Linked DNA regions of Homo sapiens: region 2 is linked to region 1. A link is a loop called in an ENCODE intact Hi-C map of the cell type or tissue named here. Cell type or tissue: B cell. All regions are shown on one strand. Region 1 overlaps USP10 (ubiquitin specific peptidase 10). Region 2 has its middle 4.4 kb from the start of COTL1.

Region 1 (2,500 bases):
TAGCATAACTATTAATAGATGACAGTTTTTTCCCTTGCTCACTTTGCATTTGTCTAGGGAATTTTATGTCTTTGCTTTGATTTTTGAACTTTGTATTCTTACAAATAGTTATATAGTTAATGAGTGAACTTCGAACCATCCTGGCACTTTTATTCTGTTGTGTATTTAGATACCCAGTTACCACAGACTAAGTGCATCTGATGTGTGAGGGAGGTTTGCTGAATGAAAGGTGCTGTGTGCCTGTGGAATAAAACACACACATTTCCACAGTGCCACAACCCATCTGGCATTCCTGCAGGTGCGCTCTTTTATCAGCTTAGCAAATCAAAGTAAGTGTGTTGAGCATGCTTACTGAAGGTGGCAGTGTCATCTGGGAGTTTGCTGGTGGTCGTCTCACCAGATCCCTGCTGTGCCTCTTACTGGCAGTGTCACCTGCTGGCACTGTCACCTGGCTTCCTCATCTGAAGCTGGCAGTGTCGCCTGGCTTCCTCATCTGTCAGAGGGCCACAGTAACAGGACCTCCTCCCCAGAGTTGTTGAGGAGCAGGATGTGTGCCTGGCACACCCTGAGTGCCCAGTCAGTGCCACCTGGTGTCACTGGTCCAGCCTTTCCAGCCTCTCCACCCTCAGTCAGCGCCACCTGGCATTACCGGCCCCGCCTCTCCACTTGGCTTGTCCTCAGCGTCATCTGTGTATTTTTCCCGATTGCTGGGGTTTTCTTCTGCATGTTGTGGGAGTGGCTGGGAGTTGAGTGAGTGTTCACACCCCGTGGTTGAATGTTGAGGAAGGGGACAGCCGGAAGATGGTGAGCAGGGTTCTAACAGCTCTCTGCCTTGTGAAGTGGATGGGTGAAGAGGTCCCTTCTCTGAATTGTGCGTCTTCCCAGCCTGCTGCAGTCTCTCGGGTCTGGAGGTTTCCTTCAGCATTCTCTCTTCCCCGAGCAGAACAGAATACTGGGAAGTGTGAAGAGAACATTGATATAATAGTGATGAAACTGTTTTGACTCAGAAAAAGATGATTTCTTGATGTTACAATAAATTTTGTGTAAAAATAGAGTGATTCAAAACACTTTTCATGCCTCAAAATAACACAGCTTTCTGTCACCAGGGGGCATCCTAGTGTCATTAACAGAAAAAGAGGGCATTCTATGTATCAGTTTCTAAACTGTCTTCTTTGACCACAGAGGGTTTTGAACGAGATGGAGGCTTCCTGAGACACACATGGCCGCTGTGTCCACTGCCCTTATAGACCCACCTCTCTGCTCCAGGTGCCTGCCAGCATCAATGCTGGTGTGTGGAATGGTCTTTGCCTTGCGGGTGCCAAGGCTAGTGTAGCCCATCTCAGCATACAGAATGCTTTCTTCTGGGTGTCAACGTGATGCGTACTAGGTTGCCCCCTGGTGGTGGAGATAAGTGCAGCTGTCAACTCCTGAAGGTGTTGGCTTCTTTTGAATTGCCCTGTGTTTTCCTGTTTGTCATAATTCTCTGGGAAGAGAACTTACTGCGTTACTAGCAGAGAGAAGCTTTTATTGCTGTGATTATTGAATTGGTGTGCTGAGATCTCATTGGAGAACTCAGCTGAGGAAGCCAATCAAGCAGCAGCTCTCATACAGTATTGGGCATGAGACTTACCTAGGAGCCTCTGAACTTTGCGGCCCTAGGGCCGTTCCTGCACTGGCCTTTGTACTGCAGTGAACAGACTTTGGGAAGTGCTGCACCAGAATGTCTTTTTGTTCTTTTGTTCTGCCCTCAGGTAGCAGTTTATCTCTCTGCTTACCTTACCCCTTTTCTTCCTAAACCTTTTTTTTTTTTTTGAGACAGAGTCTTGTGCTGTTGCCCAGGCTGGAGTGCAGTGGCACTATCTCGGCTCACTGCAAGCTCCGCCTCCCGGGTTCACGCCATTCTCCTGCCTCAGCCTCCTGAGTAGCTGGGACTACAGGCACCCACCACCATGCCCGGCTAATTTTTTGTATTTTTTAGTAGAGACAGGGTTTGTTTTTTTTTTGTTTTGTTTTGTTTTGGTTTTTGAGACAAAGTCTTGCTCTATTGCCCAGGCTGGAGTGCAGTGGCGCGATCTCGGCTCACTGCAACCTCCATCCCCCAGGTTCAAACGATTCTCCTGCCTTAGCCTCCCAAGTAGCTGGGATTACAGGTGCCTGCCACCACGCCCAGCTGATTTTTTGTATTTTTAGTAGAGATGGGGTTTCACCATGTTGGCCAGACTGGTCTAGAACTCCTGACCTCAAGTGATTCACCCACCTCAGCCTCCCTCATTGCTGGGATTACAGGCATGAGCCACCATGCCCTGCCCCTTCCTAAACTTTCTTACACCCAATGTGTCCATTGGAAGCATTTCCAACTCTTAAATAAATGTTATGGAATAGCTAGGAAGAAGAAAAATTTAAGTTATTTTTGAGATAACCTTTCAGCTTTTTACAAAGAAGTCAGACAGTTCCCATTCTGCTTTCTGTCTGCCAAACAAGGAATGTGACTTCTAGCTGT
Region 2 (2,500 bases), 120 kb before region 1:
GGTCTGGAACTCCTGAGCTCAAGTGATCTGCCCGCCTTGGCCTTCCAAAGTGCTGGGATTAGAGTTGTGTGCCACCCGTATGGGGATTTTTGTAAAGCCCCCTGAGTGATGCTTACGTTCGACTGGGGCTGAAAGTCACTGCTATAGATAATAGATACACTTGTATGTGTGCAAAATATATCCAGGGTTATTCATTGAGCTTTACTTTTAAGGCAGAAGGTGAGGGCTAACCTGAGTCCCCATCAGTGAGGGGCTAGATGAATAGGTAATAACGCTGGTGAACCATGCACGACTATGAAGCTGTAAAAGAAAGAAAGGATGAGGACCCTCTCTAGATGCTGGTATGGAACATTCTACAAGATAGATCATGAATACGCAAAGCTAGCTACTGAATAGTGTGTTCAGAACAACACTACCTTTTGGGTAAAATGGGGTGGGTGTTAATATTGTATTTGTTTTGTTTTTTTCAGAGGGAGTCTCGCTCTGTCACTCAGGCTGGAGTGCAGTGGCGCGATCTCGGCTCACTGCAATCTCTGCCTCGCGGGTTCAAGTGATTCTCCTGCTTCAGCCTCCTGAGTAACTGGGACTACAGTGCACGTCACCACGCCCGGCTAATTTTTGTATTTTTAATAGAGACAGGGTTTCACCACGTTGGTCAGGCTGGTGTCGAACTCCTCATCTCAGGTGATCCGCCCGCCTTGGCCTCTCAAAGTGCTGGGATTACAGGCGTGAGCCACCACGCCCAGCCTGCATTTGTTTATATTGGCATTGGCATTGAAACTTCTGGTAGAGAACACAAGAGAAAACTAACAGTACCTGTGGTGGAGGTGAAGCAGAAAGTCAGGCAAAAAGGGTTAGGGATTGGGGTAGGAGGGTGGTGGGTGTTACTACATACCTTCTTGTTTTAGTTTAGTTCTCGACCACGTGAATGTATTATCTGTTCAGAATGCTAAACTACCACCCAGAAACGTGGCTGCCATACTGAATTCAATCCTCAGTCTCCATGGTTCAGCGTTCCTGGAGGAATCCTATGAATGTGTAGGGAACTGGGAAGCCCCACTTCAGTCCTCCTTTCATTGCTGTTCTCTTTCTAGTCATTGTTGCGATCGCCCTCTACTGGACCGAAAGTGTAAGGGATTGGTTTGAAAGAGAACCCTGATTTTGAGCACCTTGCTGTCCATTTGCCCAGCTAAAGGAGAAAAATAAACCTCATATCAGAAATAAATATTCTGTGTAAATATTTGTTTAAATTGCAATCCATGTGATATAAAACAATCTAATTCAATTCATGTTTCTTTAAGAGAAATCAAAGTATTTGACACTTAACTATGTGCTATGCACTGTGTTAAGAACTGGGGAAGTAGGCCAGGCGCAGTAATCCCAACAATTGGGAAGGCCGAAGCAGAAGGGTTGCTTCAGCCGAAAATTTGGAGACCAGGCTGGTCAACATGGCAAAGCCCTGTCTCTAAATAAAAATAAAAATAAAAGCTAGTCAGGAATGGTGGCAGGTGCCTGTAATCCCAACTCGCGAGAGGCTGAGGTGGGAAAATTGCTTGAACCAAAAAAGATCAAGGCTTCAGTGAGCTATGATCAGGCCACTGCACTCCAGCCTGGGCGACAGAGCAAGACTCTGTCTCAAAAAAAAAAAAAAAAAGGAATTGGGAATTGCTATAAATTAATCCATCCATTCATTCATTCTTTCCTGGCACTGAGCCTATTTCGTGTCCAAGGCGGGGTCACAAACTTACTTGCCTGTAGGGGGCAGGCATGGAATGTAAATGAACCAAGCACAGACCATGTAAGAAAATTTGTTCTGGAAAAGGTGATCCTCTCTGTTCTGTCTTCCTCCAGGTGAAAGTTTCATGCTCAGAGCAGCTTCCTCATCCAAAGAGAGTCACTGGTTCTCAGCTCTGCCATAGTTGCTATGCACAATGCCAAGCTTCTGGTTGTTTCAGCAAAGCAAAAAATCTGGATGTCTCTGAGAAATCTCTTATTCCTACATTTTGGTGATAAAAATGCACACAAGAGCTATTTGTGTGCAAATGTGAACTAGACTAATATCTCCCAGTCCTCTCAGGGCTTAAAGTCTATTATGGGTGACAAGCATTTACTTCACTGTGGACACTGTTGGTTGTCAGCAACAGAAAACTCAATTCAAATGGGCTTGAACAATGGAAAAAAAAAAAGTAAAGACCTGCTGACAAGAGTCCAGATGAAGGTGGAATTCAGGCATGGTTTACTCCTGGCTCTGTAGCTCTGCATGTCTCTACTTTGCCCTCCTTTGTGTATCAGTTTCATCTTCAAGCAAATTCTACCCCTCTGCTTGGCACACCCCATCCCAAAATCTGAATGGCTAACTTCTCATTCTGACCTCAAATGTTACCCCCTCCCTCAGAGGGGCTTTCCCCAGCATCCCAAAGTTTAAAAGTCCCCCTCTGTAACCCTCCTCCAGCCACTATCCCATAACCATTTTTTGTTTTCCGTAGTACTCACTAATCAC

The links. Peaks named below come from ENCODE experiments on the same cell type or tissue, not always from the same donor. Only the 100,000 strongest peaks of a DNase experiment are listed, where the experiment ranks them.
Region 2: a loop joins it to region 1, with 9 times the contacts of the local background. A loop is called at or near these places in 90 of 110 quality-filtered maps.

The regions. Positions count from the first base shown.
Region 1 is chr16:84,737,265-84,739,764 of GRCh38, forward strand. The region is part of intron 2 of USP10 (ubiquitin specific peptidase 10); the gene reads left to right. Among named protein-coding and RNA genes, the nearest start is that of USP10, 39 kb to the left of the region's middle. RefSeq lists enhancers at 1-98, 1,428-1,477 and a silencer at 2,439-2,500. In B cell, CTCF peaks have their summits at 1,385 (motif pointing left) and 1,584; DNase peaks (open chromatin) are centred at 435 and 1,367; H3K27ac peaks cover 412 bases.
Region 2 is chr16:84,621,208-84,623,707 of GRCh38, forward strand. No RefSeq gene overlaps it. Among named protein-coding and RNA genes, the nearest start is that of COTL1, 4.4 kb to the left of the region's middle. In B cell, CTCF peaks have their summits at 1,190, 1,394 and 1,696; DNase peaks (open chromatin) are centred at 1,104 and 1,764.